Linked DNA regions of Mus musculus: region 2 is linked to region 1. The links are chromatin loops, found by intact Hi-C in ENCODE. Cell type or tissue: left cerebral cortex. All regions are shown on one strand. Each heading gives the region's core, and the rest is flanking DNA. Links, peaks and the distances in the headings are about the cores only. Region 1 has its middle 8.8 kb from the start of Nt5c2. Region 2 overlaps Cnnm2 (cyclin M2).

Region 1 (12,022 bases), core at 1,361-9,360:
TATATAATTTTTTGAGACAGGGTTTCTCTGTGTAACCCTGACTATCCTAGAACACGCTCTGTAGACCAGGCTGGCCTCGAATTCATAGATTCACCTGCCTCTGCCTCCCAAGTACTTAAAAGCATTTGCCACCACCATCCAACTGAAGTATATTTTATATTAAAAAGTATATAAAATATAGTGCCTGGAAAGATGGCTCAGTGGTCAAGAGCACTGGATGCTCTTCCAGAGGACCCAGGTTTGAATCCCAGCACCAACATGGCTAGTCACAACCATCTTTAGTTCCAGAAGATCCAGTGTCCTCTTTTCTTACAACAACAAGCACATATGCAATGCACAGACATAAATGCAGGCAAGATATCCACACACAAAATGATCTTGATCTATATGTACTAACATAAATCACATATATGTACAGTATATACACACACACATATGTCAGTCCATATATATATGCACATACACATATACACATAGAGACACACATACATGTCTTTTGAGAGAAAATATCACATAACTCAGACTGGCCTTAAATTCCTATGTGGTCAACCTTGAACTCCTGCCAAGCTAAGCTGATTCTATCAGAGGACTAATGAAGCTAAGGAATCATGAGGGGCTTATTCAGTATCTCTACTCTGATATTACTTGAAGAATTTAGGCACTGTTTGGTCTAAAAAGCCACTCCACTGTGGCCTTAGATGGTCTAGCACCAAACTTCTTGCTGAAATACTCACATGGCTGTCCTATCTCTCCCTCTCTCTTAGTTGGGGTTTCTATTACTGTGAAGAGACACCATGATCATGGCAACTCTTATAAAGGACAACATTTCATTGGAACTGGCTTACAGGTCAGAGGTTTGGTCCATGATCACCGTGGCAGGAAGCATGGTGACAAACATGGCAGGCAAACATGGTTGCTGGAGAAAGAGCCGAGAATTCTACATCTAGACCACAGGCAGCAGACAGGAAGAAAAAGTGACACTGGGCCTGGTTTGAGCATTTGAAAACACCAAAGCCCACTCCCTGTGACACACTTCCTCCAACAAGGCCGCACAAACTCTGACAAGGCCACACCTCCCAATCCTTCCCAAGTAATGTCACTTCCTAGGAGTCCGTGGGAGCATTTTCATTTAAATCATCATTGTATCTAATTAATACTTTAAAAATACAAGTGCTATAAGCCTTGATTCTTCCAGACTGTGAGCTGATTCACAGCTCAGTTGGCAATTTTTCTGCTTCTTGACAGAAACTTCCTTCCCAAATGTGTGTTATGTACCGACCTGGTATCTAACACCGCCCAACGCCCAACACAAATGTGAGAGTCTGCCTTCATGGAATGTGCTGACAATCTGGAAGATGAACTTGAAATAAGTAAACGGGGCTGAAGATACAGCTCAGCTGGTAAAGTGCTTGGCCAGCGTGCACAAATCCTGGCACAATATAAGACTGGGCAGGGCCAGCTTGCTGCCAAGCCTAACAACCTGAGTTCAACTCCTGGGACTCAACTTGTGGAAACAGAGAACCAGCCCCACACAGTTGTCCTCAGACCTCCATGTGCGTGTAGATAAGTAGCTGTTACATGTTAAGGGCTGTGCTTGGTGGCACAACCCTGTGATCCCAGCACTCAGGAGAGAGACCAAGAACTCAAACAACTACAAAATCTAGTATGTGCAAGGCCCTAGAGTCAATCATCTGTACTACAATACAACAAAAGGATGGGGGAGTCTCAGAAGGAGCCAAAGCTCTGCCCCATGGATGACACTGACGCACCCAGCCTTCAGTGCAATGGAAAAGAGCACACAGGATAAAACAGGAACTGTAGGAGTCAGACCCACAGTTTAAATGTTACCCACCAGCCAATAACCTCAGAGTTACAAAAAGTGACTCACTGGAATCAGGTAAAAACCCATTGGAAACGTCTACTGGAGATTTACACCATGAGAGATGATCTACAACTGTTAGCAAAATCTTTTTTTTCTTAAAGATTTATTTATTTTATTTACATGAAAACACTCTAGCTGTCTTCAGGCACACCAGAAGCGGGCATCAGATCCTATTACAGGTGGTTGTGAGCCACCATGTGGTTGCTGGGAACTGAACTCAGGACCCCTGGAAGAATAGTCAGTGCTCTTAACTGCTAAGCCATCTCTCCAGCCCCTACGAACACCCTTTCTAGTCATCTTCCCTAAATACCCTTTTATATAAGTGTATTAATTATACACTGGGTTAACCTTAATTGTCCCAAGTTAGTTTTAATTATCAACACAGCATAACCTACTATCATATAAAGTCTCAGCTGGGGACGACAGTGCAAGCCCAACATTGTGTGTGTGTGTGTGTGTGTGTGTGTGTGTGTGTGTGTGTGTGTGGTGTCTAGGTATTGAACCTGGGGTAATGTGCATGCTAGGCAAATGCACTGAACTACACTACTAGGTCAGGGGTCAACATTCTGCTGTACTCTGAAGCTGAAGCTGTAAACAGTGTGAGCTTCCTGACCTGGGTGCTGGAAACTGGACTCAGGTTCTATGGAAGAGCAGTGAGTGCTCTTCTCTGCTGAGCCTCTCTCCAGTCCATTCTTATATTCCTGCCTCTACGCTGTGACTTCATCAGCCCTTGCTTGGAAATCTGAGAGGACAGTACAATTTGTTTTTAGTAAGAACTGACATATCACCAACCTTCCTCCCTTGGTGCCCATTTAATGTCAGTGTTAATTGTCAACTTGGTATAGCATAGTGCCATATAAGGGCAGTGGTGGTGCACATCTTTAATCCCAGCACTTGGGAGGCAGAGGCAAGTGGACCTCTGTGAGTTGAGGCCAGCCTAGGAGTGGCCAACAATTGAGCCAATTGAGCGACTGCCTGGATCAGAATGACCTGCTGGGAGCTGTCTGGATTGTCAATTGATGTGGGAGGTCCCAGGCTATAGTGGACGGCACCATCCCCCGGGAAGGTAGTCCTGGACAGTGTAAGAAAGCTGGCTAAGCTTGACCCTAGGAGGAAACTGGCAAGCAGTCTATGGCTTCTGCTGTAAGTTCCTGCTTGAGTTTCTTGTTGGGGGATGGATTTGTGCACTGTGAATTCAGATGCTGATTACGGTCCCCAGAGATCTAATTGCAGTTCAGATATTGGCACTGTCAAACATCTCCTGTCTCGGTGTTGTGTAAAAATTGTTTTTCATCACCTCTGATTGGTTAAGAAAAACCTGGGGGCCGGTGAGATGGCTCAGCGGGTAAGAGCACTGACTGCTCTTCCTGAGGTCCTGAGTTCAAACCCAGAAACCACATGGTGGCTCACAACTACCTATAATGAGATCTGACGCCCTCTTCTGGTGTGTCTGAAGACAGCTATAGTGTACTTATGTATAATAATAAATAAATATTTAAAAAAAAAGAAAGAAAGAAAAACCTGATCAGCTGACCAGGAGAGAATAAAGCAGGACTTCTGATCCCAGGGGAGGGGGCCTCTGATGGGGACCAGAGCGGGGCAGAGAATTCAGTAGGAGAAATCACCAAGAGGAGATTGCCAAGAGAGAGTGGGCAGGAGAGGGTGGTTGGAGCAGGAGGATCCAGAGCAAGACTAAGATGGCAGGTAACACTGAGGGGCTGGAGAGGGGCTGGGAAGTAGGCCTGGCCAACATGGTCGCCAGGCCAGCATGGTCGAGTTAGAAGAGATGAAAACCCTGGCCAGCCATTGTGCAAGGAAGCTTCCTCATGAATACACCAGGTCTCCATGTCATTATTTCAGAGCTAGCGCAGGAGGAGAGAAGCCATGAACTTTTATAGTTCCTGCCACGCCTTCTTTCAGTGATGGACAGTGGCCCGTAGGCTGAGATAAACTCAGTCCTCTCTGGATGCTTCTGAGCAGAGTGTTTCATCTCAGTGACAGAAACTCCTGAGGACTAGGAGCTACACAGATCCCTGGCACAGAAAGATAGGGAAAGAGGCCACAAGCAGACTGCAGATGGCAAACTTCCTGCTTCTTCCTCACCACTGTGACCTGAGACAAAGACCTTGAGTAGAGGGCATTTTCTCCCTGCTGCGCAGTCCAGGCTGGACGGGGATGAACATGGCTACTCCTGAACATGTTTACTCAAAGCTATGACATACCAGCTCGCCTTCCTTTGTCACATTAGGGAAGGGGTTTTTTCTGCCTTATCCCATCATAAACACATATTTATCCGAAGCTGTGGGCCTTTCAAATCTCGTTTGTTTGTTTGTTGTTTGTTTGTTTGTTTGTTTAAGCTGACCAACCCAAAATTGGGGAAAGGGAACCCATCCCAGGCCACCAAAAACACTACCTGGTGCTCTTCGAGGTCAGAAGACAGCAGCGGATGGCCCGGAATCGGAGCTGCATACTGTTATGAGCTGCTGTGTGTAGGCGGTGAGAACCAAACCTGGGTCCTTTAAAGAGCTAGCATCCTTTGGAAGAACAGCAAATGTTCTTAACTGCCGAGCCCTCCCTCCAGCCCTGTCTTTTAATTCTTTAATTGGTAGAGAAAACAAACCAATCAAGAGCCCTAGTTAGTAGCAAAGCTAAAACAATAAGTGACAAGTTGCTGGATTTTCGGAACCCGTGGACCTCCTGCAAAGCGCTTCGGTCGGCCTGGGCACTGAACTTGACCAGTTAATCAGTACCCACGTGGGAAGCAAAGTGTGCCGCACTCGAGAGGGAGAGAGCACTTACCCGTGTATTAGGAAGCCAATCTGATGACAAATATGGGTAATTTTAGACTTTCTATTATTAGTCAACGAAAGCGTTCCCTCAATGATTTCACTCCCAACGTGGCGTTCCACTTCAGCAACAGTAAACGATCTTCTGGCTGACTACCAGGAAGCTACACAAAAATAATTATTTTGGGGCCAAGAAATACAAATAAACGATTTTAACAAATTTGTTTTCTGGACACAGACGTCTGTGGGAAGTGAAAGGTGTAACAAGGGGGGGTGGAGGGCTTGCTCATCGCAGCTTTCCTTTAAACAAGCTTTACCACAGCCGCCATCCTCTCTCTCATCCCTCCGGCCAGAGCCTTCTCTTTGCTTTTAACTTTGTACAGTTTACACGTAAATTACATAACCCAGGGAGTACAAGGGAAACTCATGACCATAGGTGTTAGGAAAGTTGATCATACATAACCGGAAACACACTTAAGACAGGCTTACACACACACACACACACACACACACACACGGAGGGATGGCAGCCCAAGTTCCACCCCTCCCTCTAAAAGCCTAACGGGCACACAGCACCCCATCCTAAAACAAACAACACACATCAGGCCTTTGTAAGGAAGGAAGCTGCTCTAGTTCAAAGAGCTGAGAGGCATCTGTAACGGAGCCGTTGGTGACTTCAGCCGTTGATGACTTGGTGACGCTGTTTTCTTTAATGGGTCTAACTTTCTGTGTGTATGCTGCCTGGCTGACTTTTTTCCTGGTTTGTGTCAGGTCTCATGAAATCCGGGTGGCCTCAGACTCACCACTTGGCTAGAGTGTTAGAACTACAGGCGCGGGGCGCCACACCTTGTAGAAGAATTTTAATCCAGCCACATGGCTGCTCTAGGTCTGGGTGATCTACTGGACACACTGTGACACACTGTGACACACTGTGACACACTACAGCTTCCTCAAAGATTTGTCTTCTCTGTTGTGGGGGAGGTTACGGGGGTGGAGGGTAGGAACAAGGGGAGGGGGAGATGAGTAGGATCGAGGGGCATGATGTGAAATTCACAAAGAACCAATTAAAAAGTTTAAAACCCTCTGGCCTGAGTCCTAGGATTCCAAGGTTTAAACCACAGTGGCAACCAGAAGTTCAAAGCCAGACTGGAGTCAATCTGGGGCTCAAAGATAGCCTGGGCTACATGAGACTCTAAGGTTTCTGTTAAAAAAACAAAAAACAAAAAACAAACAAAAAAAAAAAAAAAACAGAAGATTCAAACAAATTCCCAGGTGATTCTGAGGCAGGTGGTCCATCCACATGTTCTCTGACAACATTAACTATTTACCTAATGCCTGCTTGTGACTGAAATCAATGTTACCATGGTAGCAGCCAATCTGAAACTATTCTGGGCTGCCTGCTGCCCAGGCAACAGCTGACTCTGTGGGCTTCTTTGTTTGCTAGCTGAAGGGGACATTTTGAACAATAATCTCCTGAGTATTTATTGCAAAAAAATACAGAATGGATCCAAGGCAACTGACAATGGCCAGGCCGCAGGAAGAGGGATCACAAATCCGTTCACAGCCACCTCCAGAGCACCTGTCTCTAACCAACTGCCCAGCCATTTAACAGGAATGGGATGCAGTCCCCAGTTTATATGCACCATGGCACTCCTGCTGTAACGCAGGGCCTCCTAGCAGGGCAAGGAATGCACTCAAGGGAGTGGGTGTGGGTGGCACCGAGGCAGAATAATCACCACGTCGTGTTCAAGGCTAGCCTGAGCTGCTTAGAAAGCTCAAAGCCAGCCTGCTCTATAAACTGAGACCCTGTCTAGAGAAACAAAAACAAAACAAACAACTATACGCACAACAAAACCAAACAAGTCTCCGCTGTCATCAGGCAAGAACTAGAACCCACTGATGCCCTTGGGCCACCTGGGGCCACCCTCAAAGACAGGAGGCCTCTGGGAAGGGCTCAAGCTCGGTTTCTGACCGGTCGAGGCAGAGAAGGATTCCAGAGGGAGTCAAAGTGGAACAAGGTTGGAGAACTCATTACGGCACAAGCCACGCTTAAAGAGAGTACAGTGGAGGCGGCAGAAGCTGACAGCGGCTGACGTACATGCACAGTAGTAGCTATTAAGTATGTGATGGTGGGGGGGGTGAAGCTACTTAGTCAGCAATTGGGTTTAGATATTTGGCAAAATGTGTGCCTTTTTTCTTATCCACAGGATTCTGTCCTGGAAGAGGAGACGTTTGATAGGTCCACTATGCAGGCCTGCAGCTGGAGGAGGAAGTGCCTGTTGTATTAGAATGGCAGCTGTATCTAGACAGATCACACCAGGCCAGCAGTTCCACAGGAGAGGTTTATGGGGGGAGAGGGGAGGAAGGGAAGAGGATGAAGGGGGGAAATGGAGAAGGAGGAGGAAGAGGTAGATGAGGAGGAAAGAGAGCGAAGGTTAGTGTCTCTGTCTTTTATTTGAACCATAATGTAATCACACGCACCACTGTGCACAGGTAAGGGCAGGCAGGTGAATGCTGGGAATATATGGTGGTTGCCATGGCAACAGACTGGCCAGGTCCTTGTCACCTATGGGTGACATCATCACTGGATTGGGAGGCTATAGGCTAGCAGAGAGAAAGCATGGATCACATGGAACTTTGTGACACATGTAGAGCATAAGAAATCATGTTTAAGGCCTAATCATTAGACTGTGTGTGTGTGTGTGTGTGTGTGTGTGTGTGTGTCTGTGTTACATATGTGTACGCACATGAGTGTTCATGCATGGAGACCAGGGATCAATGTCTCGTGTTTTCCTCAGTCACTCTCCACTTTACTTTTTGAATGAGATCTCTCGCTGAACCTGGAACTTATCAGTTTGGCTAGACTAACTGGCAGCACACTCCAGGGATCCTCCTGGCTGTCCCCACCCACAGCACGGGGCTGACAGGTGCACACCATCACACCTGACTGTGAATGCCGGGGTTGAACCTGGGTCTTCTCGCTTGCACAGCGAGCCTGAGCCATAGGTCTCAGTCATTTATTAAAACAGAGTATTTTTATTAATTCTTTGAGAGTGTCATGCACACATACAATGTATTTTGATCATATTCCCTCCCCAACTTACCCCTCTACTCCCTCCTGTCTTGATGTCCTGCCATCCACCACAGAGCGGTCAATCCACCAGGGTCACTCACTAAAAGAGCCTGAAATCACCCTCCTCCCTGTACCAATCGCCTGTCAGTAGCTCCTCACCTAGAGGGAGGGGCTGTTGAGCCCACCCACCCTTTGTGTCCTCAGTCATTTTTAATGATCTCCTTGGAGAAGTTTCCCAAATGTAGGACAACAAACAGTTTTTTGTGCAGGTGGTTCACTTTTCAAAACTCCTGGCTGTCAGCCAGTGAGAGACAGGAATCAGAGCTGTGAGGGCGTGGAGGGTGGGGAGAACCTTGGGGCACAGGCTACATCTCATGGGCCTTCTATGTCCTAACTATCTTGCGTGACTCCTAGGCTAAAGGCAAGTCAATGTGAGAGCTGGAGAGACAGCGCAGTGCTTAACAACACTTACTGCTGCTCTTTCAGAGGCCCTAAGTTCACAGCTCCCACCTAGAACCTTCAAGGTCACTTACAACTGGCTGTAACTCCAGTTCCAGGGGATCTAATGTCATCTTCCGACTCTTACAGGCTTCACACACATGGTGCACAAACATACACTCAGGCACAAACATGTACACATAAAATAAAGATACTCAAAAGGTAAATAAGTCTGATTTCAAAATAGTGGCCAATAGTTGAGGGGTTTTTGTTGTTGTTTTGGTTTTTGGTTTTTTTTTTTTTTTGTTTTTTGGGTTTTTTTGTTTTTTTGTTTTTTTGTTTTTTTTGTTTTTTTTTGTTTTTTTTTTTTTGAGTCAGGGTTTTTCTGTGTAGCCCTGGCTGTCCTGGAACTCACTCTGTAGACCAGGCTGGCCTTGAACTCAGAAATCTGCCTGCCTCTGCCTCCCAAGTGCTGGGATTAAAAGCGTGCGCCACCACACCCGACGACGGAGGTTTTGTTTTTGTTTTTGTTTTTGTTTTTTAAGGCTTATTTTACTTTTAATTATGTGTATATGTATATGTATCTGAGTAAGGGTGCATGCAGGTATTCATGGGGGCCACAAGTATTGGCTCCCTAGAGCTCCCATTACAGGCCATTGTTAGTCATCTGGCATGGGTGCTGGCCACCTCGGGTCCTCTGTAAATGCAGCCTGTGCTAGATCTAGGCCCAGTAATTGAGGTTACTACTCTTACTTTCACCAAACCCAAAATATTTCTTTCAAATTAATTCTTTAGTTTAGATATTAGCCAGCTAAAAGAAATCCATGCTAAGAGGATAGGCTAAGTGTGCTGGAGAGATGACTCAGCAGTTAAGAGCACTGACTGCTCTTCCAGAGGTTCTGAGTTCAATTCCCAGCAACCACAGCGTAGCTCACAACCATCTGTAATGAGATCTGATGATCTCTTCTGGTGTCTCTGAAGACTGGGACAGTACTCACATACATAAAAATAAAAATAAATGAATAAATCTTTAAAATAAATAAATAGGTCAGGCTAAGTGCTGTTTTGACAGAAATAAGTCAGCTCCTAGGACGTGGGACTACTTAGTTCCAGAGCACTTGGGCATGATGGTCCTGCGATCGCAGCACTCTGGAGGAGACGCATGAAGATCACAAACCTGAGGGAAGCCTGGGAAGATCTGGAGTCAAAAGCCTAGCAAGGGAGAAGTCGGCAGCAGATGAAACTGACTGATCTGTGTGTACCTATATACACATATATGTTACAAATTCATATTGTGTAAATAATTAAACTTGGATCTGGGTTTGGAAAAAAAACTTGGTTTTAAAAATTGTTTGTTTGTTTGTTTTTTGGTGGAGCCTGTGAGATAGCTCAGCAATCAAGAGTGTTTGTTAGAGCCTGGTATGGTGGCTTACTCCTTTAATCCCAGCACTCAGGAAGCAGGGGCAGATGGATCTCTGAGTTTGAGGCCAACCTGGTCTACAGAGTGAGTCCCTGGGTAGCCTAGGCTACACAGAAAAATGATGTCTCAAAAAGAAAAAAAAGAAAGAAAGAAAGAAAGAAAGGAAAAGAAAAGAGAAAAGGAAAGAAACAAAAGAAACAAAGAAACAAACAAAAGAGTGTTTGCTGCTCTGGTAGAAGACTGGAGTTTGGTCCCTAGCACCCAAGTCAAATGACCTATAACTGCATATAACCCGAGCCCCAGGAGATCTGATGTCCTCTTCTGAACTCTGCAGGCATCTGTACACCTGGCATTCACCCACAGACACACTCACGAAAACATATAAAAATAAAAATAAATCGTTAAAAAAACTTTAGGGCTCAAGTCAAGCCAGCTGCTGGATGTATCAGAAAATGTTACGATGTTGCAGGAGTCAACAGACTGAGGTTAGCAGAGAGACTGGGGTGCTGAAATCATCAGAAGGCTGCTGGAGAACCCCACGATGACAGGATAATTCCGATTAAGAGACCCTGGAACCTCACCAGGAGGCATCAACTCCTGCCTATGGAACAATGGATGAAATATGAGGAGATAAAGCATGCCTCGATCCAGGCCTGAAGTGGGTATTCAAAGGAAAGCAGGAGAAGAGCGGTATAGGCTGGTCTTGTAGTTGAGGTCCGGGGACGTGTGGGACGTGTGTTTATGAAGTTGCTTCAGCCTGAATCACAATTTAAGAATGATTTGTTCAGCAGAGGTCTCATCCCAAATAAATTTCTAATGCAATCATTAAAAAAAAAAAAAGTTTTTTTTTTCTTTTGGAACTACTAGCCCAGGCTGTAACTTCTCAGTCTACAGTCCAAGGGCACATTAGCCTCAGGCCAAGTTCACTGCTTTGGCAGCTGTTGGTTTTTAGGACTCTGCCAAAGGGGTGGCCATCTGCCCTGACTTCCCTGGAGTGATGTGGAGACACCTCAAAAGGGGATCACTGACAGCAGCCCAGCGAGATCAGGCAGCTTGCCCCACAGGCTCTGTCTGACGATGGGATCAGAGGCTAAAGATAGGTCATTACATGCCAGCAAAGTCTAAGTTGCTTTTTAACCGGGCATACTGATATGGGGATTAAGAGCATGGATTCCGAAGCCAACCCCTCTTGGCTTCAACTCCTGGCTCTGTTGCTAACTAGCTGTGACCTTGGGCAAGTTTCTTGATGTCCTCATGCCTTTGTTTTTGCATCATTAAAATGAAAATAACAAATAAAAACAAATTATTGTTCGTTTGAGATAGTCTTTGTTTTATTGCTTAGGCTGGTCTTGAACTCTTGGACTCAAACCATCTTCCTGCCTCAGCCTCCCAAGTAGCTGGGACAGCTGGAACACAGCTGGAACACATCGCTGTGCTGGACGGTTAGCTTGTGAGGTGTGTGTGTGTGTGTGTGTGTGTGTGTGTGTGTGTGTTGGTGCTGACTCCACATGAACTAATGGGTAGCAAAGTCCTGGGTTTTCCACTGTTGTACCGACTATCAGTGCCGTCGAGAGCCTCTGTGGCCGCCCTCTCTGAGATCTGAGATCACCCTAGCATTGTTACTTCTCACACACCAAGCTGATGAGTGGTTAACAAACGTGGGGTTTCTTGGATCTGTAACACTTATGGGGAATTTCTGTTGTTTTTAAGACGGGATCTTATTATGTAGCCTCAGCTGCCCTGAAGATCTCTATGTAGACCAGGCTGGCCTCACAGAGCTCCCCCTGCTTCTGCACCACTTGTTTGTTCCAAGTTAGGGTTCGGTAGCTCATTCTGGTTTGTAACTCCCTAGTAGCCGAGGCTGACCTTCAGTTTAGTGATCCTTTCGCCACTATCTCCCAAGTGCTGAGATTATGGGCACACACACTGTCGCTCCAAGTGAGTTAGAAACAGTTAAAAAGCTAAAGTGGGCTGGGGAGCCTGGGGTGGGAAGGGGGGTGGAGGGGGGGCGCACATCTTTACATCCAGCACTTGAGAGGCAGACGCAGGTGGATCTGTGAGTTAAGAGGCCAGCCTGTTCTACAGAGTTCCAGTACAGCCAAGACCACACAGAGAAACACTGTCTAAAAATTAGAGGAGGCAGGGGAGGAGGAGGAAGAAGAAAAGAAGAAAAAAAAAAAGAAGGAGGGAGGAAGGGAGGAAGAAGAAAGTTAGCTCTTCTTCTCCACCACGTGGGTTCCAGGAATGGAACTCAAGCAGTCAGGCAAGCAACTTTACCCCACTGATCCTTTTTTTTTTTTTTTTCCTGAGACAGGGTTTTTCAGTCCATTCTTAGCTGTCCCAGGACTCACTTTGTAGACTGTAGGCTTAAAATCTTCCAACCCTATCTTTAATGATGGTTCTTAAATGCTTTTAACCTCCCT
Region 2 (12,022 bases), core at 1,441-9,440, 88 kb before region 1:
CATGATGGTATACCTGAGCTGGCTGATGGCTAAGAGGCAAAGGAGACAGAGGGTCTTTGATAATCTCGTTTGGCTCCTGGACAGATAATGGAGAGCCTTTTATGGTCCTTGTTAGTATCGGGTAGTAGCGTCCGTGACCCGGGCCTTCTCCTCAGCCCTATCTGTGTACCTAGTGATGCTCCCCTCAAAGGCGGGTTCTCAGCTACTGAGCTTTGGCCTTTATACCCTGGTCTTGTCGCAGCTGAGCTGTGCGTATCTGTGGGAGAGATGTGTGGGCGCTGGTGGGATTGCTTTTCATTTGGAGCGAGCGTTCTCCAGCGGCTATACCTACAGTGCTTTAAAGGCCGCTTTCTCTCCCTTTTCTAGGGGAAAATAAGTCACCTCCTCGCCCCTGTGGCCTGAATCACTCAGATTCTCTCAGTCGGAGCGACCGGATTGACGCCATGACGCCAACCTTGGGGAGCAGCAACAACCAGCTCAGCTCTTCCTTCCTTCAAGTCTACATCCCTGACTACTCAGTACGAGCCCTCTCTGACCTACAGTTCGTCAAGGTGAGTGGGGAGGGCTGCACGGCTAGATCTGGCAGGTACAGCCACTTCTGACAGCTTCCCCTTGGCTGTCAAAACGTCCCACCTCCCTTCCTGGGCTCAGCGCAGGTTGAGAAACACAGTGACCTCTATTCCATCCCATGAGCCTGAATTAGCCATCTTTCAGAGACCCAAGCAGCTTTCGCTGAAGCTGATAACCATTTTTCTTGTCTCTGAATGTAAGAGGCCAGATGTAGAAATGGTTCTAGTGGTGAGAGCTGGCTGGATCTTGGCAGTCGGTGTGAACCTTTCAGAGTGGCTCAGTTTCTACTCAAGGATGATTCCTCCTAGAGCAAAAGAGTTGGGCCTCCTGGGGTATTCAGTGTGTGATACGGTATTAGGAGACAAGAGAACCTAAAAATAAGTTCTCTTGGTTTGTTTTCTGTGTCCTCTTCTGGCCCCAGATCTCCAGACAGCAATACCAAAATGCCTTGATGGCGTCTCGGATGGACAAAACGCCTCAGTCTTCAGACAGTGAAAATACTAAAATTGAATTGACTCTTACGGAGCTGCATGACGGCTTGCCAGATGAGACGGCCAACTTGCTCAATGAACAGAACTGTGTGTCACACAACAAGGCCAACCACAGCCTGCACAGTGAAGGCGCCATCTAGGGCCCCTCGGGCCCCCTTGTCCGGCCCTCCTGGACTTGGTCTGACCATGACTTCCGCTAGTTGAGCTTGTCTGCCATGCTGCGTCCTACAGCCTTGAGACCAAAGACTTTGCCCCTTTCCCTGGAAGCCGCGGAGGACGGCTGGGGGAGGGATGGAAACTGGACACGTGACATCCACAGCTGGGGCATGGCTTTCAAGAATTCGGAGACAAACTTCTTCCACCCAAATAGAATCATGTTTATTTTTTCAGAACCTTTTATCGTTTCTTTCATCCCTCAATTTGCATGAAATTTAAAAATTGTTTCATTATGTTTTTTTCCAAGAGATCATGTTTTTGTTTCTAAGTGTCTTTTGCAGAGTTTGAAGTTGGTCTTTCCAAGCTAACTCTGCTGTAGCCCCACCGTGTGACCCCGACAGGATGGACTTGCCCCTTTAACGGCCTTCCCTGGCCGTCCCCAGGAGGGATACCTTTCCTCTGTGCCCGGTGGGTGTCGCTGTCGAACTTGATGGATGAATGAAGAAAAATCATGTCACTGCAGAACGTGCCAAGTCTGTCGTCACTGTGGGTGTCGGCGGAAGCTGCAGGTGCCCTCTCTGCACGTAGTGTCCTTTTGAAAATATGATGTCTAACCCCATCCCTTTCCCTCAGGAAGGATTAATTTAACGTTTGCTTGGGGATGTGATCTTGTTCCCACCCTAAGGAATTTTTATCACCAAAATGAATGTTAATGAATTTTAAACCCATGGTTTATCATTGGCAGGAGGCAATGACTTCATCCCCCATTCCTGTAACCTCTGGTGGTCTGGGACATCAGCTAGCCCCCACCCCAACCCCTCACTCTTGCTAACCCAAGCTGCTGCTACAGGTGCCAAGTGGAAACCTTCCATGGGGCTTCTTAATGAACATGTGGTGGTGGCGGCTACAGGATGCCTCTTTCCTGCTGGGACTTGTGTATTATCTGAGTGGGGTGGGCAGGGTGGGAGGTGGACAATATACTTAGGTATTTCTAGACCCTGTTTCTAATGAAATGCCCTTCCTTCCATAGAGCCAAGTGCCCCTCCCATGTTGTCCCTGGGCTGTGGAGTTCAGCAGTGGCCCTGTTCAAAGGTGGCCCTGCTTCGGATGTGGCCATTGCCAGAGAGCCACCCATACAGCCAGAGTCAGTTTGACCCCAAATCGATTCAGAAACCAAATGTGTGTTGTGGCCATTTCATGTGTGTCTCTGTCTTACTTCAATACCAAATTTACCATGTGTTATGAAATTCACGTCAGCAGGTACTGCTTGGGTGGCTTCTTTTAAAAGGTTCCTTCCTTGCATTTGCTGGCAGTGCTCATACACTCAAATGAACTCCTGGCCAGTGTTCAGTGGGCTTCTCATTACCCAGGTCACTGCTGGAGAAGAGAGCCTTTGTGGGCCTGGGCTTCCTGCACAGGGAACCCTCAGGCTCAGCGCCAGCCTCCTCCTTCAGGTAGGAGGTCTGCTAACCCCAGGATGGACTCTGGGAGGGTGACATGTTGGGTTGGTCCTTTGTTGAATACCTGATGACTCTGAAAACTCTGTGCGTGTGCGTGTGCGCGTGCGCATGGGCACGGGAGTGCTAGGACTGGAACCCACGGCCATGTGCATCCTTGGCAGGTGCTCTATCACTGCCACACCCGCAGACCTTGGCTCGGGCGTCTGGTGCCATGCCCACTGACAGTGGGTAGTGGTCCTGAGTGTTCGGGTTGAGAAAGGCTGGCCCTTAGTGGAGGGTCGTTGAGAGTAGCTTTTAAAGGAGCTGAGTGACCTGCTACCGGTACCTAGCCTGCCACTTTGGGATGAAGTTCCTATCATGGGGAACCCCACACAGTGAGTACCCCCTTCTCAAACACATCCAGGTGAAAATATCATTTTAATAAGGAGCATATTATGTTCAGATGTAAGCTCTCTGAGTGTGGCCAGGGCCAGAGTCCTTCCAACAAGCTTCTAGCTGGCCCCTTCCCTGAGGCCTGGGGAGTCAGGAGCCCAGCCAAGGCTCTCTAGTGCTAAGTGTTCCACTCTGCTGCCCCTCAGGCATGGTACACCTCTGCCTCAGACAGCCTTGCCCCAGGAAGGAGCCTCTGGAAGAGAAGCACCTTGGGCCTCTCTGAGTTTTACTGTTCCTGGATCCTGGAGATGAAGGACTTGAGGGAGCTAGCTGGGAGAGCATCAGTCACCACCCGCTGCGGCAGCTAACTGTAGAGTTCTCTTGCAAAGAAGCTGAGGAGTGGGGTTCTCAGAGATCAAGACTGTGGCCTGCCAGCTTCGTGTTCATTTTCCATTAATGAACTAATTATCTTTGACTAGTTACTTCTATAATAACCAGGAATTCTGAATAGTTCCTCCATCGGCCGTAGTTTGAGCTGCTCTGGGGAGAAGTTTCAATCTTTAAACAGGGCTTGCGTCCGAGTGAACAGTGTTTCCAAGTCTCCCACTCCCAAGTTGACTCCTGAGGCAACTGGCTCTTTGCCCCTCTGAGTGGATCTTGGCTAGGAATGGCACATACCATCTCTGGCCTCACCTCATGGGCTTCCCAGCCAAGAGAGCCTGGCAAGTAGTAGAGTGGCCATGGTCAGGCTCCTTCCATGTAGCTCTGGCTTGGAAGCCCTCCTGCAATGCTGCATGTGCAAACATGGAGGGGAGGGGTCAGGCCAGACAGACTCAGGCCTCGGGAGTTCTGGGTGCTATGGGCCTGCCCCTATGCCTCTGCTGCCAGGCAGAGGACAGGACAGCATCTAGAACTGGATGCCTGTGTGCAGACACTGTCACTGCTAATGGGGGTCCTTCATTTACTGTTCTTTGTCCATAAGGCAAGTCCAAACTCTAGTAAAGTCTTAGGAGAAGAGAATCCTGATATTTCCACATGAGTATTGGGGTGCTAGTCAGCTAGCTTAAATTTGGGTTCCCAATTTGAAGGTGCCGCCTGTTTCATACTCTCTGTGGGCATAGTTGACCTCACGTGAAGGGAGCTGAGCCACAAACCACTTTCTCGTGTTATTCCAAGAAACGCGTACAGGTGTTCAGTGCAGAACTTCACACTGATACGGAACACTAACTGTGAAAAGTCCCCTCGCCATCCCCAGCTCTGTACAGCTAAAGGACCAGCTTTTCCAAATCTAGGAAAACATGGCAGGTCCAGACGCATTAGAAAATGGAGCGACAGGATTTTGAGTTACACAGGGACCATGATCTTCAGCCCGCAAGTTATTTGGGTTAAGAAGCAAAACCAAGTAGGTGCTGGGTGACTCAGCCTGTGTCCTGGCTAGTGAAAACATACACAAACACCTCTGTCCTTCTCTGAAGGCTGCCAGGGATCTGCCACTGTCACTGTGCCTCAACCCAGGGGATGCAGTCTCCCAGGGACAAACCCAAGCAGGCTAACCCTCTGGACTGGCGCAGTGTACACACCTTGTCCCCTGGAGCAAGCCGAGAGGGTTGGCTGCTTCAGACACACCATGTAGTCTAACCTGCTGTGGCTTGGCATGAGTCCTCCCTCTGCTTTTCTTGTGCAGGGCTGATGGCTGTTTAGCTACTTAGCTACCGGTGTACCCTTTTTTGAGGTACCAGGATCTTTCTTGGGCTATGTTTGCTTTCATTCTGGGCCATAGGCTTGTGGTGCTTCTGTCCAACAAGGACAACTGGGTAAGTTGTAGGCTAGCCCAGAATTAGGAGTTTTGAGCTGAATATGGAAGTGATTGTGGGGGTATTTGGAAGTTTTTCCCATACAAATTTATCGATGAGGCACCTACTCGGTGGACTTGTATACTCAGGGCCATTTACTTGTGTTTTAGGAGCTGACGGAACGGTGAGCTTGTTGAGGTGCATTTGCTTCTAGTTGAAGGATGAGCAGTGCTCCGACGCCGAGCTGCTGTTACGAGTCCTGGGCCTGGGATGGGCAAGCCTTCCTCTGGCACCTCCGCACCCTCCTCCCGGAATCAATGCTCATTTACTGGTTTTCCTTCTGGAGAGTCCCCAGTGGTCCAGCACCCCCATGGCCACCTCAGTCAGGCAGAGGGAGCAATCCAGACATAGCAGCTAAAGTGAGCATCTGGGGACCTTTGCTTCTTAGTTCCCTGTGGCTGACATAGCTCATGCAACCTTTTTATACCAGAGCCATGGGAGACATCTCAAGTGCAGTTGTTTTAAATGCTTTTTGATGGAGAGTGCCAGGCAGTACTTGAAGCAATTATCAAAATAGCAAGAGCCAGGTTCTAGGTGTTTTTATGTCCACAGCTGGAAGGAAGGAGAGGTGTGGGCCAATGTTTCAGATGCTGATGTATTGGGGTACTGTCTAGCTTCACTTAGAAGGGTTTGTTCCGATGCTGCTCACATTTGATCCACGCGGATTTACTTCTGGGGCTGGATTCTTCCAGAGTCACCCTAAAGAGAATTATCAAAAGGGCCTGACAGACATGAGTGCCTGCTCTTCTTGGAGACTCGGGTTTCTTACAAACAGCTAGGGTCCCAGACCTCTAGAACCAAGGGAATTATGGACTCATTCCCTAGAAAGCCCCCGCCTGGCTTCTGATTCACTACTACCCATGTCAGGGCTACTGTGAAGAGTCTCACCAACTGACTGACTTTTCTTGTTTTTGCAGTCCTTTAAATCCACAAATGTATATGCTTTATTTTATATTATTTATTATGTACATATGTCTCTACTGTTAGTATATCATGTGACTAAGACACTGTTTGGAAGCCCCTCATCCACTGAGCCTAGGGTTCTGTTGTCCCTTATTGGGTGAGAGGGTGGTGGTATTTTCTGTTTAAAAGGAAAAAAAAAACCATATTGCTGCTCTTACCCCAGCTTCTTTCATTGCCTTACCCCAGTCCATTCCTGCTGGCCAGTATCTGGGAGGTAGATGGGGCAGAACTTCTCACGTCTCCATGAGTTACTGCAGACGAGGTGTTTTGGTAACTGGGTCTCTTCGCTATGGCTGAGACCAGAGCCTCCTTCCTCATCCACACCCAAGCTAGATCAATGGCTTCTACCGCTCACTTGCATTGCAGGATCTATCTGTAGTGGAAGCTGCCCATCTAGGCTCTGACCATGCCTCTTCCTGGTATTAAGGCCCAGTTACCAGCATTGCCTTGGGCCAAACGTAAGCCCTGCTTTGTCTGATTTCCACCCTCCTCAGTCGTACCCACGGTATCATGGCGTACATTTCATGCATTTGAGCAGTGGCATCAAGAGAAAGCTAAACACAGGTCATATGCACAAGCTGTCATAACAGACGCGTTTATAATCCAAATGTTGTAGATTTACAATACCTATTTATTTGTACCAATTTATTTGTAAATCTTGTGATTGTTTTTAAAAGGTTTTGTTTATTTCTATTCTTCTATTTAGATAAATGATTTTCTGTTCACCCTTTTAGCAGCTGTGTGTTCCCTCTTTCCTCTGTGTGACACCAACCATTTTGTTTTCTTCAGCCGTGGTCCCGTACCGGTTTACATGGCTTTCCTTGTGGGAAAGGCAGACCGGTTCACATCAGGGCGTCTCCTCTGGACAGACACTGCAGGTTGAGTACCTGCATGTTACAGCCTGGTACACAGCTGGTTTGGGGGATGCTCTTCTGAGGAATGAGGTGCGCCCCCACCAGCTCTTCCCTAGGAAACGTACAAGTATCCATCTGACTTGCCTAGTGACACACTAGGTTTTCCTTGGCAGTAACAAAGGCTTCTTTGTACAGGCGTCTCAGTTGGCTCTTGAAGATAAAAATGGCTATTTAGCTCCTCTAAACCAGTGAGGAAAGTCAGTTCATGGGTGAGTCACCCTCAAGTGATACAAGGCCACAGGTGTGGAGGCATATTAGATGTTCTTCGGTAATTGAGAATGACCCTCATCTTCTGTTGTCACTTGGTGGATGAGAAGACCCACAACATCTGGATGAGTCTCAAGGTGCTAGGTGAATCCACTAACTGGCTGCCCCTTTCTGAAAGTCTTTATTTTACATCCCAAGCAAGTCCATGCACTAAGAAACAAGCTTCTAGTGGCTCAAGAGTCCCTACTGTATTTGACAATGACATCTCTTTTACTTAACACTTGTCCTGTGGGAACATTTCAGCGGCATATCGACAAGGCTGACTGTAAAACCTGTCTGTCTGTCTGTCTGATCACTGCCTAGGAGGAGAATGACTGCACCTGCATCCTGGTCCAGTGTCCAACTCCCTTTCCCTAGACACAGGGCACAGCTCAGGGCAGGAAGATGGCCACAGCACATGCCCTCTGCGCCAACTGCTGTGCTTGGGTCTTCATCTGGACAGCTCTTGAGATGGCTGAGCATTACAAACTGCCCAAGGAGCATGGAGGTAGTTGTGCTGTGAGGAGCCCTGTGCCACCCGTCACACTCCTGCGCCTGGACATTTCTGAGCTTCGTTGAGCTCAGTGCTTCATAGAAACAGATCCCAAGCAGAAGGAAGACGCTGTGCAGAGTGGCAGACTGAACTCTCCCTAGCCTGGCACTGACTTTTGGCAACTTGTACTTTGCTGGAGATCAAACCCTACACACGCCAGCCAAGTGTCTGACCACTGAGCTACAATGCCCTCCTAGTTCTACAATCTAATGACATATCCCTCACTAAAGTCCAACAAGTTTAGTTAGACTGCTGATGGCCCTTTTGCTGCGATTTCATTTCCCTTCAGAGGGCCTCATGTCTGTGAGGCCTCTGACTTCCAGGTAGAACGTTCCGTAAGTCCTTGGATAAAGGAATTGGTTATATGGCCCTTGTCTTAAGTTGGGCATGGCGTTTTTGTCCTGGCAGACGACCTGACGAGGAATAACTGCTGGGCTGGGCTGTGTGAAGTGCTTCCTGCTGCTGTTAGTGGCTCTGAGGTCCTGAGACTGAGCCCACTTCTACATCAGACTCTAGCAATCACATGCTTAAATTACATATCCTCAAATCCAAGGTTAACTTTGTTAAGAACCTCTCAGAGGTGGGCAGATCTGTGAGTTCAAGGCCAACCTGATCTACAAAGCGAGTCCAGGACAGCCAGGGCTTGGGCTTGTTACATAAAGAAACCTTATCTTTAACCCCCCCCTCTACCTGGAGGCAGGTAGGGCTAGCTCTCAGTAAGGAATGGCCATGGCCATTTAGTAAACTTTTCAATGCTGGGAAGGTCTACTTGTAAACTATCTGGTCTTGAGGCTTGAAGGATAGTCGCTATCTCCATGGAGACAATGTGTGCAGTACACAGGCTCCTGGCCTCGGGGTCTCATCTACAGGTCCCCTGGGAAGAGTTAAGTGTCAAACAGCTCCCTGCTCTTACTCTAGCCACAAGACGGAGTTTGGGCACTATACCCCGTGTAAAGAAACCTCAAGTGGCCAGGCTCAAAACTGGGAATTTTATTTAGTTGGAAAAATTCTGCTTACTTTCCATGTGGTGTCCAAGCCTGAGAGGTGAATCTGGTGCAGTTTCATGTTTTGGCTCTAAAAGGATCTTGGGAGCTGTGCATCATTTCACAGTGGGAATGTGTCATGAGGTGACCTCACGGGAACAGCAGGCATGAGTACTCACAAACCAGACAGCTGCACCTTATGGGGCCACCGTAATATGCATGGTCTGTTGCTGACTGACACATTGGTATGGCACATGGCAACATTTCACTTCTTGCCATTACTGTTTTGCTGGACACCATTACACTGTTGTCTCCATAGGTTGAGAAGCAGGGAAAAGCAATGAGGAGAAAAGTTTCGTGTTTCGTAACTGAATATTCTTTCTAGAGCTGCTTCTTGCTTCTTCTGGACAGCAGTGGGGAGCTTAGGTGCTGGTTCCCTGTTAGTGTGGCAGGCAATGTGGGCTGCAATCAGGCTCTGCTTTTTGACGTCACATGCATGTAGATCCTCTATGCATCTTACTATAGTGCATGCTTTTGTTTCATCTTTGGTAAGGACTCCAGACTTGGGCATCCCAAGTGTATGATTAGAAATCATTCCCTCTGAGGAAAAACTGCAAGAGAAGCTAATTCTAGTCACCAAGAAAGAATGCCATGAGAAACTAAGGATTGAGGGCCTAACTCTCAAACCACATGGGGAAGAAGGCGGCTGGCAGCACAGCAATAGATGGATCTTAGTAACCACTTTCCCACCGTCAGAAAGAGCTTAAATAGTTTCCATAACATGGAATGTGAGCGAAGTTCCTGTCCTAATACAGTCTTAAATATGCAGTTGTTTATCTCAGGCTATTTGTGGTGAATAAGCAGAGGATTTAAAAGTGCCCCAGAAGCCCTGGAAAACTTGCAGGACTTTAAAGTTGTTAAACAAACAAGTCTGATTTATAAATATCTAAACATGGGCAAGCTACTTTTAAATCTGACCTGTAACTGCCCATAGAATGTGACTTACAGATTTGTAGCTCATTTAGTTATTCTATTTCTACTTTAAACAAAATTTAAAGAGCAACTTGAAGGGCGCATAGCTTACTCCATGGATCTCTGCAGATCTATGCTTATGGTAAAGGAGAATCTTGGGTATAAAATAAACATTGAATTTTCTCTGCCCCAGATGTTTCTGAGACACTTGGGTGTTTGTTCTCCTGGCGCACCTCTGTGGCCGTGAGACCCAGTAGGACTGGGAACACCGGACTCCCTAGTGTCACACACTCCAGTCTTGGGAGCTCAGTCTAGCATGAAGAAAGGATTCCTAAATTCTGATGCTCTACAAAGCCTGAAAACTGAGTGTTTTCAGAACTCCTAGGAAAGGTTCTGAAGAGTGACGGAAGGGCGGGCTGCCATTTCTGTCCTCTAAATTATTCAGACTTAGGAAAACGGTGGAGAAGTTTACTGATGACAGACAATCCCTGTTTTCCATTCTGAAATGTCCAGTCACCTGCCCCAGACAGACCTCCCAGCACATCTGGGAACGTGTGGGAAATCACCAGCTGGTCTCTCACAAAGCTCCTTAGCAGCTCCTTCTGGTGACTTAACGTGGAGTTCTTGCAACTGCGTGCTTTTCACAGCCACTTGAAGTGCTTGCTCGCTCGCTAGCTCTCCTGGTGAGTCACCTGGCTGACAGTGTCATCTGGCCAGTAACAAACTGTTGTATCCACACAACACAGTAAAACATAGAAAGCAAACTGAGTGATATCCACCTCTGCTCTAAGGAATGAACTAATGCAAGGTGACTCTGCAGTTGTCACATGCCACGCAGAGGTGATCTGGGCTTGAGAAGGCTTAACACTGTCAAACTAGGCAATGTCCTCAATGACAATTTAAATGAGAATAGTAACTAGGGTGAATACGGTAGTCTCTAAATTTTAAAAACAGAGATGACAACTAATAGGCCACGTACATGTTCCAGAAATTTCAGTCCGAATGCACGTTACTTGAAATGACTTACTGTAAAGTCAGTGAGTGCTGGCAGCTGCAGCCTTGGCTCAGTGGCTGTGCTCCATACCTTCAATGATTACTTTAAAACAAGCCAGGCAAGGTGCTGCACGCCTTTAATCCCAGCACCCGGGAGGCAGAGACAGGCACACCTCTTTGAGTTCAAGGCCAGTCTGCTCTACATACTGAACATGTCCCAGGACAGCCAGGGCTACATAGAGAAAATTTGTCTTTTTAAAAAATGCCTAAAACCTCAGTGAAAAAAAATCCTTATACCCATGAAACACTGTACATATAAGCATGTTTTTAACTAAAAGTGATACAGATATGGTGAGCAATTTTGAAAATGTATTTCCCTTAAAAAGAACACCAACCCTAAAGCCATTTGAAGAGCAATAGCTGTGACGGCTAATAGTTGTACTACACAAGGGCCAATGTTAGCATTAGACATACATTTTACTGAGTTCTAGAATAGCCAGGACCCTAGTGACCAGGGCCAAGAATGGGAGAAAGCAAATCAAAGTTAAAGCAAGAATCTCTGACACTGCTCAAGTGCGGGACAGCTCCCTGCACTGGCAGGGCAGGCACAGCCTTCACGCTCTCCTCAGAACACAAGGTCGTTTCCTGTCACGGGAACTGACTGACTGTGGCGAGGAGGAGGGTGCACCTGCAGGCCACGATGCCGTGGCTGCTGCTCTGGGAACTTGCTCCTCTGTACTCTTCAGGTACATTCCCCAAAAGGATTGTTTTCATAGAATAAAAAGCATTTGTGCTACCAACTTTAAAAAATGTAGTAGGGATGGTAACTTCTGCCTCAAATTCCAATCCCCACAGTCAAGAATCACCTACAGCAAGGAAACTCACAAAGGCACCGAATGACACAGCAGCAGCCTTGCCAGAGCCACCGAGGAAACCCAAAAGCTAACGGAAGGAAACCTGACCTCAACAGACGGCTGACTACACTTGATAATGAAAGCATGTATTTCTCCACTGATTAGCAACACTGTGAAGCACTGGACAAGTGGGGTTTGAAGCAGCGGTACAGCCTGTATACAGCATTTGTGGATCTCCTCTTCCTACCAGTCCCGTGGCTCTGTTCTGAAACCCTTTTTTACTACCTTCGTACATCCAGATGACACGCTGACGATGACAGACACAGAAAATCATTACAAGCCATGTGGTGCGATCTGTGTGCACTCCACCTGCCTTTACCTGTTCTTCCTATACAGTTTCAAACCATCTGCAGAGAACAGATACACAAAACTGAAGTAGCTATGATTAGAATTATTTAAAGCCTTGAGAAACTTTCCAAACTTTCCAGGACTTCTGATGGAGTCCTCCCACCCTCCCTAACAGAATCCAAACAGGCCACCCCTCACCCCGTGAGTCTGACAGACTTGATGGGTGCTCCGGTTTCTAGTCTGCCTTCCTATTCTTCCTCTTCTTCCTCTTCATCATCATCTTCATCATGGCAG

What was found. A loop is a pair of places that touch in the nucleus more often than their neighbours do. Peaks named below come from ENCODE experiments on the same cell type or tissue, not always from the same donor. Only the 100,000 strongest peaks of a DNase experiment are listed, where the experiment ranks them.
Region 2: a loop joins it to region 1, with 2.2 times the contacts of the local background. A loop is called at or near these places in 4 of 42 quality-filtered maps.

Annotation. Positions count from the first base shown.
Region 1 is chr19:46,965,124-46,977,145 of GRCm38, forward strand. It overlaps a transcript of Nt5c2 not described here. Among named protein-coding and RNA genes, the nearest start is that of Nt5c2, 8.8 kb to the left of the region's middle. In left cerebral cortex, for the core only: a CTCF peak has its summit at 3,360 (motif pointing left); DNase peaks (open chromatin) are centred at 4,402, 4,603 and 6,181; H3K4me3 peaks cover 385 bases; H3K27ac peaks cover 2,499 bases.
Region 2 is chr19:46,876,842-46,888,863 of GRCm38, forward strand. It overlaps Cnnm2 (cyclin M2), which reads left to right. Exons shown (of 8, transcript NM_033569.3): 7 at 367-551; 8 at 992-1,739. The coding sequence ends at 1,201. It overlaps Nt5c2 (5'-nucleotidase, cytosolic II), which reads right to left. Exons shown (of 18, transcript NM_029810.5): 18 at 8,549-12,022. The coding sequence ends at 11,977. Among named protein-coding and RNA genes, the nearest start is that of Nt5c2, 79 kb to the right of the region's middle. In left cerebral cortex, for the core only: a CTCF peak has its summit at 1,689; a DNase peak (open chromatin) is centred at 1,716; H3K27ac peaks cover 994 bases.